Regions from separate parts of the Homo sapiens genome. Here region 2 is linked to region 1. Evidence: chromatin contacts called from ENCODE Hi-C or POLR2A ChIA-PET data. All regions are on one chromosome and are shown on one strand. Each heading gives the region's core, a stretch centred on a gene start or an enhancer-like site at or near the end of the contact. The rest is flanking DNA. Distances are from core to core; before and after follow the strand shown. Region 1 has its middle 74 kb from the start of CRAT37. Region 2 overlaps LOC107984778 (a long non-coding RNA gene).

Evidence for each region. Hi-C counts contacts between places; a loop is a spot of excess contacts on that map. ChIA-PET counts read pairs that join two places held with the same protein, here RNA polymerase II (POLR2A). Pooled maps may share reads with other maps.
Region 2: a map of PC-9 shows a loop between it and region 1 (13-fold over the local background). The contact joins two enhancer-like sites. A Hi-C loop is called at or near these places in 3 of 168 maps with a recorded cell type or tissue (Calu3, PC-9 and mammary epithelial cell) and 5 of 50 pooled maps. POLR2A ChIA-PET finds 5 or more read pairs at or near these places in 2 of 52 experiments (PC-9 and activated naive CD4-positive, alpha-beta T cell).

Annotation. Positions count from the first base shown.
Region 1 is chr15:91,534,819-91,540,654 of GRCh38, forward strand. No RefSeq gene overlaps it. Among named protein-coding and RNA genes, the nearest start is that of CRAT37, 74 kb to the left of the region's middle. Within about 2 kb of position 2,058, at least 7 of the 41 ENCODE cell types and tissues checked have a DNase peak (open chromatin) inside an H3K27ac peak, as active enhancers do; they include PC-9, where a contact is called at or near this core.
Region 2 is chr15:91,454,269-91,460,507 of GRCh38, forward strand. All of the region lies in intron 2 of LOC107984778 (a long non-coding RNA gene), which reads right to left. Among named protein-coding and RNA genes, the nearest start is that of CRAT37, 6.0 kb to the right of the region's middle. Within about 2 kb of position 2,728, at least 5 of the 41 ENCODE cell types and tissues checked have a DNase peak (open chromatin) inside an H3K27ac peak, as active enhancers do; they include PC-9, where a contact is called at or near this core.

The DNA.
Region 1 (5,836 bases), core at 808-3,307:
CTGACTAGCAATCTGTGAACTTGGCCACTCTGCTTAGCAAGTCAACTTGAAAAAAAATCACAGCAACTTAAGAAGGTGGGCCTGATTCTCTAAGAAACCGCAGCCATCTGAGGATATAGGCCACTTTATGCAATGATACTATTCTGCTCTTCGTTTCTCATGAGGAGGGGCCCAAGAAGGATATTCCCAATTGGTAAGACTGATGTGTGCAGGAAGAAAAAACCAACCACTAAATCGGGGTTGGAAGTGAGAAGAAAGGAACTAAAATTTTATGTCTGCTTAATAAATGCCCACTATTTTTACCCTGTGAATTAGGTATTTGTTATCTCCGCCTTGAAGGTAAGGACATGAGGTTGCACAAGGTTGAGTAATGTTCCCATATCTTTACCACTAGCAAGCAGTCACTCCACTATTAGAACCTAGTTCTGTTTTCCTCCAAGTCCTGTGCAATTTCTTCCATGTAAAAAAAAAAAAAAAAAAAAAAAAAAGGCTGGCTAACTAAACACTTTATGAAAAATCCATACAATGTGGTCATGGGGTAAATCCAAAAAGCAAGCACTAGGAAAACCAGCATATAATATTTTACTTATAATATAGACCTATACTTGTGTGAAAAGTGCAGCCAAACGACTGGAGATAAGTAAGCCATTTTCTTAACAAGAGTTGCCTCTTGGCACTGGGCTTACCCAGTGGTTTCTCTGGAACTGGCTAGCAAGAGACTATTGTTAAATATTTAGAAATGTTGAGAGCTAGTTGTTAAGCTGTTGGTAGCTTCAAATTGAACACAACTGAAGTATTTACACCGTGGAAACTGGCAAAGGCTATATAACCCAGGCTCCCTCCCTACTGCCCCAAAAGCCAGCTTACAAGCATATTACTCACTTTTCAGGCTTTCCATGCTTTGGGTATTGTGTTTTGTATTTACCCCTTTCTACTATAGCATAAATTAGCTCATGACCAAGAAAATAATAAATCCAGCAATGAATTAAGAAAGAGCAAAATGAAACTAAACTAAACTTAAATGAAACTAAACTAAATTAGCTTCCAGAAAACCTGTAGATGATCTGAACTGGCTCTCCCCCATTCTTGCTGCTACGGTCTAAATGTTTGTGTCCTCCAGAAATTCATATGTTGAAATCCTAACTCCCAGTGTGATGGTATTAGAAGGTTGGGCTTTTGAGAGGTAATTAGGTTATGAGGGTGGAGCCTCATGAATGGGATTAGTGTCCATATTGTGTCTCTGGGCCACAGAAGCCGCAGAGAGCTGCCTTGCTCCTTCTACCATGGTAGGTCACAGCACGAAGGTGTCATCTGTTAACCAGGAAACAGATCTTCACCAGATGCTGAATGTGCTGGCATCTTGCTCTTGGACTTCCCAGCTACCAGAACTGTGAGAAATAATAGTTTTTGTTTATAAGCCACCCAGTGTATGGTATTTTGTCATAGCAGCCCAAATGGACTAAGCCACTTGCTATTTTCTTTGAACTCAGAGTTGGCTGTTGGGTCAAAGAAAGACATGAAGCTTCGTATGTGTTCTCAGGGTGCAGCACCCTGCTGGTCTCTGCCTTAGGGAATGTGTGTCATCAGCCTAAATAAAGGAGAACAGCTGTATGTGCAAGGATGTGGGTCACATGGCACATTTTCCCAGAGTTCTTTTTGGAAACTGAGCCATCCTTTGGTCACAGGTGGTCTTACAGTAACTTGGGTGGCTTACAATTTCTTTATTGCTTTGCTTCATTCTATAAATCTAACTCCAAGGAGGACAAATGCTAGATTTAATAGGATATGTAAGATATAATTAACCTCCTCAGCCTGCTCATAGAAGATGAACAGTGAAGTTGAATTTCTCTGCCTGAGCACTGCAGAGGCAGAAAAAGACCACCTCCCTGCAACCTGTACATATGTGGTTATACTTCGCAGGTGCACACCGCACATACCATTAGGCACATGAAATTAGAGACACACTCAACAAAGTGCTCTATTCACCTGCCACAGTCTTGACATCAATATCATTATGAGCACATAGCTTTGATGGGGGTGAGCCGAGACTGTAATAAGACACCTATTGCAACTGTGGAGTAATATGATAAGCAGACCAGATAAAACAGGCAGCTTTCAATCCAAAGTCCAGAAGGGCACACAGAGACTTTTTTTTAGTCTCTTGCCTGTCTGGTCTGCTGAGTCATGGTCCTAACTTCTGTTGTTGGAAAAGGGAGCTTTGTATCAAATTATCCTTCACCCAGGGAGGCAAAACAGCCCCGTTTGTCCTGGCAAATTTCCTCCTGTTTGAGTCACTGAAATTAAACATTGAAAAGACCTATTATTTCCTCTGTCCATCCTCGGGGGAGTGATATAAAACAGATTCTTATATTCATTGCCTCTGTTTCTTCCTCCATCTGATTCTAATTAAAATAGCTGAGAAAATATCTATGGCCTAATTCGGAACCAGCAGAGCATAAGAATGATGGCTGTGCCAAATCAAATCAAGCAATATTTATTGAATAGCTCCACTCTTTGTCGAAATTCTTCTTAGCAGTTCTACTTCCTCAGCTAACTCACTGTATCCAAAATAGCATAGCTTACTGATTTGGGTAAATAAATAAATAAATAAATAAATAAATAAATAAATAAATGTAATAACAGATGCTATTTGTTGATCATATGTTTTGTGCCTGCTATTAGGCTATGTGTGTTATATTCATTATCATTTAATTTCCTCTGCCTGAAGCGTAGCTATTATTCTCCCATACTATAAATGAGGAAACAGAGACTCTGAGGAGTTGAGTAGCATGGTAACTAACACCATGTCCCTTCGCGGGTCATTCGTAGTCAGAATTCACCAAAGGCACCCTTCTAATACCTTGCCATGATGTTTCTCCACACTAACTTCTTTATCAAGATGATTGGATCCACTCCTCCATCTTATTTTCAAAAATAAATTTGAAAATTTCATATGCAGTTTTGGTGAGAGAAATGGAAAGACAAAAATCCGTGGAGAAAGGAGCAATTTGTGAAATATTCAATCCAGCTCGCACTAAACATCACAAAAGAGAAATGCACACTCTTTTGTGCATTTGAGTCAACTTTGAGTTAGTACATCGGCCTTAGAGATTTAATGCACAGTAGCCCCTTGCACACTGAAAAGGCTGGGAGGAATTAGGTGTCAGCCTTCCAAGACTGCGGCGCTTACCTGAATCATACAATGCCAGAGCTCATATGTCTAGCCATTTTCACTGGAAACGAACATAACAATCTGTCCCTTTATATGTAATTGCCTCTATTATAGCATGATGTTTCAAGCAGAGCTCCACAGAGAGAAAGGGGAAATAAAACACTTTGTTTACACCCCTGGCAAACAAAAATGCTTTCCAAACATTAGCTTTGTTCTTCCCGTTAAACACATATTTTACAGCAAATTCTTCTTGTAAGTTGTTTTCTCCAACGTGCAGGTCAATAAATGCTCTCATTATGGAATTCATCAGAGGATGATTTGTTGAGACATTAATCCAATTCAGCAGAGTCTCCTGAACAATCTCCTAATGTTTACAGACTCTTACTTTTTTTAAATTTCATGATCAAAAGAGTGTAGCAAATGCTACATATTTATTATGCTCTTTCTTTCTGTGTGCCAAAGGTTAATCACACAGTAAGTCTGAAGGCTCCATTTCCCTGATTCCTTTCAACTTTGAGTTAGTACATTGGCCTTAGAGATTTAAATCAACATCTCTCAATTGGAATTACCCCCCAAATTCCATCTGAGCTTTTTTGATTGCACAGCCTTTTTGCTGAAATCAATGACAAACATGACCTCGAGATGAGCTGCAAAGAACTCTGTAGGAAAGATTGGTCAAGACACTTTTTAGAGCAAAACATCTTCAAATTTAAATTCTATGAATTAAGCACCTACTAGGGAAATATATCTACTGAGTACTTTCTCATGCTCCAAATATTTTCAAGATCTCTCACAGATATCATTTTCATTTCTATGTATGGTATATTACTACACCTTATTGTTCAGAAAAGAAAACTGATTGAAAGGTTATGTGATAGGCAGAGCTAGAATCTAAAATAAGGATTATCTTGCCTCAGAACTTACCGTCTTTCCACCAGGAAAGCAAGGTCAGAAAACTATGATCCTGTGGCCTGTGGTTTTTGTAAATAAAGTTTTATTGGGACACAGCCATGCCCATTTGTTTGTGTGTCATCTATGGCAGCTTTTGCAATACAATGAGAGTTGAGCAGCTGCAACAAAGATTATCTGCCCCCAGAAGACTAAAATTTTACTATCTGGCCCTTTACAGAAAATGGTGACCTCTACTATAAAGAATTGTAACGTATTCTAGAATACATAGTGATGAATGAACATGGTTTCCACTTTCCAGCAATTCAAATTCTAGTTGAAGAGGCCAACAAACACCTAAGAAGCTCTCTAACAAAGATGTTCTACCTCAACAATTTGGACTTCTAAGGAAGAGAATATCTTTTTATTCCTCTCATCAAACAGCTCAAGCCCATATTACTTTGGCAAGGTTGTTATTTTTTTTTGACCTCTAGGATTCCCACTTCTTCTGTGAAAATTCCAAGCTCTCAGGGCCCCTATAGTCCAGCACATCAATCTGAGACACAATTGCTTGGTTGAAACAAAACTGGAGCCACTGCTCTGTGCCTCTTGGGCCCCGCTGTCCATTGCCATTGTGCCCACTGCAATCTTACGATGTCACCAGAAAAATGTAGTTGCTTGGTCCAGGATTTGAAAAGGGCATGTTCCTGCCTGAAACCTAGGGGCTTCTTATCTAGCAAGTCTCCTCATTGACAAAGAGCAATTCTGAATTGAGGGTCTTCCCTTGTATTGGTGGTAATTTCTCCAGAACAAGACCCCTTGTTACCCTGATTCTTTCTTTCTTTTTTTTTTTTTTAAGATGGAGTCTGCCTCTGTCACCTAGGCTGGAGTGCAGTGGTACAATCTCAGCTCACTGCAACCTCCGCCACCTGGGTTCAAGCAATTCTCCTGCCTTAGCCTCCTGAGTAACTGGGATTACAGGCGCCCACCACCATGACCAGCTAATTTTTTTTTTTTTTTTTTTTTTTTTTTTTTTTTTTGTATTTTTAGTAGAGATGGGGTTTTACTGTGTTGGCCAGACTGGTCTCAAACTCCTGACCTCATGATCCACCCGCCTCGGCCTCCCAAAGTGCTGGGATTACAAGCGTGAGCCACCACGCCTGGCCTCCTTGTTACCCTGATTCTTAATATGTGCCAAGGACATGCAGTGCTGGATGTCTGGCTCCAATGCCACGTGTTAAATTTCAGGTCAGTGGTTGAGCCTAGTTGGCTCCTAAATCTTGGGTGTCATCAGTGCAGACTTCTAGCCCTGAGGTTCTGCTCCACTCGACCCTGCTCTCAGTGAGGTTTTACGTGCATCTTGGCATCTTTCAAGATTCCTCCCTGTGACTGTTTGCTTTAAATGTTCTGGCTTCCATTTTCTGAACTTAGTGGCAGAAAGCTAGCCCTTTCTTTCAGTAATCTAAGGACAATTAGCCATTTATCTGAATCCTTTGATTTGGCCAAACTCAAGGGCTTCTTAGCGAATTCATTATAGTACCCCCTGTTATACCATTTGATGGGAGCAGTTTTTAAGTGGTCAGATACTTTATGTTTACCAGGAATGCCCAAATTAAGCATGTTATTTGATGCCTTTTTTTGAAGCTCTTGTCTTCAGATGCAGACATCACACTTGTCATCACCATTAAAGAGAGCTGAGATGTAGCAAACTGAAAAAAGCCTTGGATTTTTCTTTTTCTTTTGGCTTTACATTGGGAAAGATTTCCCAAACCTCCA
Region 2 (6,239 bases), core at 1,478-3,977, 80 kb before region 1:
GATGTCCTTCTTTGTCTTTTTTAACTGCTGTTGCTTTAAAGTTTGCTTTGCCTGATATAAGAATAGCTACCCCTGCTTGCTTTTGGTGTGCATTTGTATGGAATATCTTTTTCCACCCCTTTAAGTTTATGTGAGTCCTTAAGTGTTAGGTGAGTCTCTTGAAGGCAGCAGATGGTTGGTGAATTCTTATTCATTCTGCAATTCTGTTATCTTTTAAGTGGTGCATTTAGGCCATTTATATTCAATGTTAGTATTGAGATGTGAGGCACTATTCCATTCATCATGCTATTTGTTGCCTGTATACTTTTTTTTTAATCTTTAATTGTATTTTTGTTTTATAGGTCCTGTGTGATTTATGCTTTAAAGAGGTACTGTTTTGATGTGTTTCCAGGATTTGTTTCAAGATTTAGAGCTCCTTTTAGCATTCTTGTAGTGCTGGCTTGGTGTAGTGGCAAATTCTCTCCGCATTTGTTTCTCTGAAAAAGACTGTATCTTTCCTGCATTTATGAAGCTTAGTTTTGCTGGATACAAAATTCTTGGCTGATAATTGTTTTGTTTAAGGAAGCTGAAGATAGGGCTCCAGTACCTTCTAGCTTGTAGGGTTTCTGCTGATAAATCTGCTGTTAATCTGATAGATTCTCCTTCATATGTTACCTGGTGCTTTTCCTCACAGCTCTTAAGATTCTTTCCTTCATCTTAACTTTAGATAACCTGATGACAATGTGCCTAGGTTATGATCTTTTTGTGGTGAATTTCCCAGGTGTTCTTTGAGTTTCTTGTATTTGGATGTCTAGGTCTCTAGCAAGGCCAGGGAAGTTTTCCTTGATTATTCCAACAAATATGTTTTCCAGACTTTTAGATTTCTCTACTTCCTCAGGATTGCCGATTATTTTTAGGTTTGGTTGTTTGAAAGAATCTTAGACTTCTTGGAGCCTTTGTTCATATTTTCTTATTCTTTTTTCTTTGTCTTGTTGGATTGGGTTAATTAAAATCCTTGTCTTCAAGCTCTGAAGTTCTTTCTTCTGCTCATTTGATTGCATTGCTGAGACTTTCCAGAGCATTCTGCATTTCTATAAGTGCATCCATTGTTTCCTGAAGTTTTGATTGTTTTTTATTTATGCTATTTCACTGAAGATCTCTCCCCTCATTTCTTGTATCATTTTAAAAAATTTCCTTAAATTGGGCTTTGCCTTTCTCTGGTGGCTCCCTGATTAGCCTAATAACTGACTCTCTGAATTCTTTTTTCAGGTAAATCAGGGATTTCTTCTTGGTTTGGATCCATTGCTGGTGACCTGGAGTGATTTTTTTTGGGGGTGTTAAAGAGCCTTGTTTTGTCATATAACCACGGTTGGTTTTCTGGTTTCTTCTCATTTGGGTAGACTGTGTCAGAGGGAAGGTCTAGGGCTCAAGGCTGTTGTTCAGATTCTTTTGTCCCATGGGATGTTCCCTTGATGTAGTACTTTCTCTTTTCCTAGGGATTTGCCTTCCTGAGAGCAAAGCTGTAGTGATTGTAATCTGTCTTCTGGATCTAGCCACCCATCAGGTCAACCAGGCTCTGGGCTGGTACTGGGGTTGTCTATACAGAGTCCTGTGATGTGAACCATCTGTGGGTCTCTCAGCTGTGGATACCAGCATCTGCTCTGGTGGAGTTGGCAGGGGGGTGAAATGGACTCTGTGAGGGTCCTTAATTTCGGTTGTTAATGCACTATTTTTGTGCTGGTTGGCCTCCTGCAGGGAGGTGGCACTTTCAAGAAAGCATCAGCTGTGGTAGTATAGGGAGGATCAGGTGGTGGGCAGGGCCCTAGAACTCCCCAGAGTATAAGTCCTTTGTCTTCAGCTCCAGCGTGGGTAGAAAGGACCATCAGGTGGGGGCAAGGCTAGGTGTGTCTGAGCCCAGACTCTCCTTATGGGAGGGTGTTGCTGTGGCTGCTGTGGGGGATGGGAGTGTGGTTCCCAGGTCAATAGAGTTATGTTCCTAGGAGGATTATAGCTGCCTCTGCTGTGTCATGTAGGTTGTCAGGGAGGTCGGGGAAAGCCAGCAGTCACAGGCCTCACCCAGCTCCCATGCAAGCCAAAAGGATGATCTCACTTTCACTGTACCCACCCCCCAACAGCACCGAGTCTGTTTCCAGGCAGTGGGTGAGCAGGGCTGAGAACTAGCTCCAGGCTACTCACCTCCCAGCTATGAAAGTAAGTAGGGCTTTCATGCTTCCCCACCTGTGGAGTCTGCACACAGGATTCATGCCCTCCCTTGAGTTCTGGCCAGGAGATTTCTCATGCGGTTGGAATTATTACAAAGTTCAGCTGGAGGTTTCCTTCTCCTTGTGGCCTTTTCCCAGTCCTTTTCTGGCAGTCCTCCCCAAGGCCCCCTGTGAGGCAAGGCGGAAATGGCTACCCAGGGGACGCAGAGAGCCCACGGGGCTTTTCCCGCTGCTTCCTCTACTCCTGTATTTCGCTTGGCTCTCTAAATTGACTCAGCTCCAGGTTAGATCAGAATCTTCTTCCGTGTTGTAGACCTTCAGGTTCCTTAGTGAGCATGTGTGTTCAGAGGCAGAAGATCCCCCTTTCTCACTTCCAGAGTTTGGGCAGTCACGGTATTTGGGGTGTCTCCTGGGTCCTGCAGGAGCAATTTGCTTCCTTCAGAGGGTCCGTGGGTTCTCTTGGCTTTCCTGAATTATTTCTGCAGTAGTTCTGGAGCAAAAGTTTACAATGCGAGACTACACACACTGCTCTGTCCATCTGAGTGGGAGCTGCAATCTAGTCCTGCCTCTCGTCTGCCATGACCTTCTCAAAAAAACCGATTAATACATTTCATTTGCCTCTGCTCCAAGCCCTTGGTAACCACCATTCTAGTCTTTGATTTTAAGAATTTGACCATTTTAGATGACTCATGGAGGTGGAATCATGTAGTACTTGTCTTTTTGTGTGTAACTTATTTCACTTAGCATAATGTCCTCAATGTTCATCCATGTTGTTGCATATTGCAGAATTTTTCACTTTTTAAAAGCTGAATAGTATTTCATTGTATGTATATACCACAATTTCTTTATCCATTCATCTGTCAGTGAACATATGGGTCCTTTCCTTATCTTGGCTATTGTGAATTTCTTACTCACTGCGATAAACACGGATGTGATAATATCTCTTTTTTAGATCCTGATTTCAATTATTTCAGATATATACCCAAAAATGAGATGGCTGAATCATGTGGTAGTTTTATTTTTATCTCTTTGAGGAACCTCCACACTGTTTTCCATAGCGGCTGTATCATTTTGCAGTCCCACCAACAGCATACACTGGTTTCAGTTTCTCCATATCCTTGCCCACACTTGTTTTTTGTTTAATTTAATTTTTAATTGACAAATTTATATATATTTTTGGTGTACAACATGATGTTTTGATATATGTACACATTGTGGAATGGCTAAATTGAGCTAATTAACATATGCCCTACCTCATATGTTTACCTTTTTTTTTTTTTTTTGTGGTGAGAATGCTTACATTCTACTCTTAGCAATTTTCCGGTGTATAATAACTATAGTCACCATGATAGGCAATAGATCTCTACGACTTATTCCTCCCATCTAACTGAAATTTTGTGTTCTTTGACTAACATCTCTCCAATCCTCTAACCCCCAGTCTCTTTTTCTACTCTCTTTTTCTATTTGTTCAACTTTTTAAGATTCTACATGTAGGTGAGATTGTGTGGTATTTGTATTTCTGTTCCTGACTTGTTTTACTGAACATAATGTCCTCCACATTCATCTGTGTTGTCTCAAGTGACAGAATGCTTTTTTTTTTTTTTTTTTGGTAATAGCCGTCCCGACAATTGTGAGGTATGATATCTTTATAATCAACAATAATGTATTGTATGCCTACAATTTTTTAAGAGGATAGGTCTCACGTTAAGTGCCCTTACGGCAATAAAAAAATATTTCAAAGAAAAGTGACATGTAAATCAGCCCTTGCATGAGATTCTGAGCATCTTTAGGTGGTTTTCTCTGTGTTCTTTGCAGTGCTGAGCAGAATGCCTTTCACATACAAAGGCTCAGGAGGCATTGCCTTCCACCCGTTCCTTTAGAAGTCCTCCATGTGAATTTCTCATGCCTCTTGGAGGCTGCAGTTAAGCAAAGTCTCCATCTAAAGAAACATTCAGGGAGAAAAAGTGGGTATATTGGAAAGAGCAAGGGTTGAAGTCACACGGATCTGGACCGAAATCCTGACTTCGTCATATACCAGCTAGGTGACCTTGGCAGATAATAACCTCTCGGAGCCTCACCATTTTTAGAATAAAATTCAGGAAAATTGAGGGTTGTTGTAAGGATTAAAGGAGGGTAACATATGTAAAGCCTCTCATATTAAATCAATGTTTGTGTCCTGTCTGCTTCCTTCTTTTTGGTCTGGGTATGATAAACTGATTTATGTCTTCCTGAGTGCCACTTCCCGTGCTTCCAGATTGGACACAGTATCATTCAGTGTTCTGTGGATATCATTCAGATTGTGCATGCCTTTGCACGAGGTTGGCAGGGAGCTGATAACTTATTCCAAGGACAGACGAAAAGTGACCAAGGAATATATGGTGGTATCTTCTATGCCATTAATTCCTGCCCTTGTGATTTCAGCAGGTCAGGTGGTGGCTTTATACTTGTGAAAATCCCACCACTATAATCTACCTTCTCATTTGTCATCAAATTTAATCCTTGCATCCAGTACCTAAATGCCCATGAAATATGTAAGCCAAAACAGCCCAGACAGCTGCAGCCAGGGAGGATATTAGTGCAGTATGAAAAATAAGCAAAGCATGAGTGATGGCAGGTAATACGCTACCTACAAATTGCCCTCTTCTTCTCATGTTCCAGTTTGGTAGGAAAAAAAGTACTTAGCCTATGCAATAAATGTCATTGGTTAATTGAAGAGTCTCCATTCACTGAGGTATAATCATGATTTTTTTTTCCCCCTATGAAATCTTCCAAACTATACTTTTGAAATCCCTCTTTCCCCAATGAGTTTCAGAAATGCTTAACACCACCTTAGCCCACATTGCATAACCTTTCACTCACTTGCAGTTTTTAGTCTTCTTTAGCTTCTTAAGGCATTTGTAAAATATCCCTCTTATGTGCTCTCCAAGTCCCCTTTTTTCCCTGCCCCAAGCTTGGGCAGAGGCTGGGGCTGTCTCCGGGACAGCATAAAGAAGGACGTCTGGTTAGTTTGCAGCCAGCCCTCAGCTTCCAGCTTCCCCAGCCCATGTGAACTAGGGATGGGATGGGGCAGAGAGAAGGCACAACTGTGGAGCCTTGTCCTTTTCTCATGGTTCCTACTGCTTCCCTAAGTAGGCTGACCTTTGATTTCTTTTCTGAAGCAGGCCTTTGTGTATTATCCTGATTTTACATCTAGTACTGGTCTGCTTGGCCTGCCACAACAAAACTTCACAGACTTGGTGGCTTAAACAAGGTAAATTTACTTTCTCACAGTTCCAGATCCTGGAAGTTCCAGATGAAAGAGTTGGCAGGGCTTTTCCTGAGACCTGCCTCCTTGACTTTTAGATAATCACCTTTTCTCTGTTTCTCTGCGTGCATTTTTCCCTGTGTGCACGCCCCTGGTATCTCTCTTGTGTCCTGATCCCCTCCTCTTATAAGGATACCAGTCAGATTAATTAGGGTCCATCCTAATGGACTGATTTTAACTTAATCACCTATTTAAAGACCCAATCTGCAAGTACTGTTACATTCCAAGGCACGAGGGGTTAGAACATCAACATATGAATTGTGAGGGGACACAGTTCAATCCATAACATATATATATTCATACATATATAATCATATATATGATATTGGCAACACACATAACTAGTTTTTTGCATATTTTACAGCTTATTAGAAACTTACATTTTTTTGCTTCTTGATACAACTGTAGGGAGTACTTACATTTTTCATGATCAACAGCTGAGAGAAATATCTAATATGATTAACAACAAAGTAATATTCAAAATAATATTGACAAGTGAACAGTGAGCAGAGAAATCAACAGTTAGAAATAAAATTTAACCAGATCAAAGTAAAACCCTGCGCTTAGGAGGGGAAATATTGCAAAATTCTACACACAGGATCCATTTTTCCAACCCATGATTCAGCACCTTTTATGTGCCAGGCACGCTTCTAGGGTTTGGAAGTACAGTGGCTAATGAGATTTTTTAAAAGGAGGGAGAGATAATAAATAAATAAATGTAAACTATAATTGCA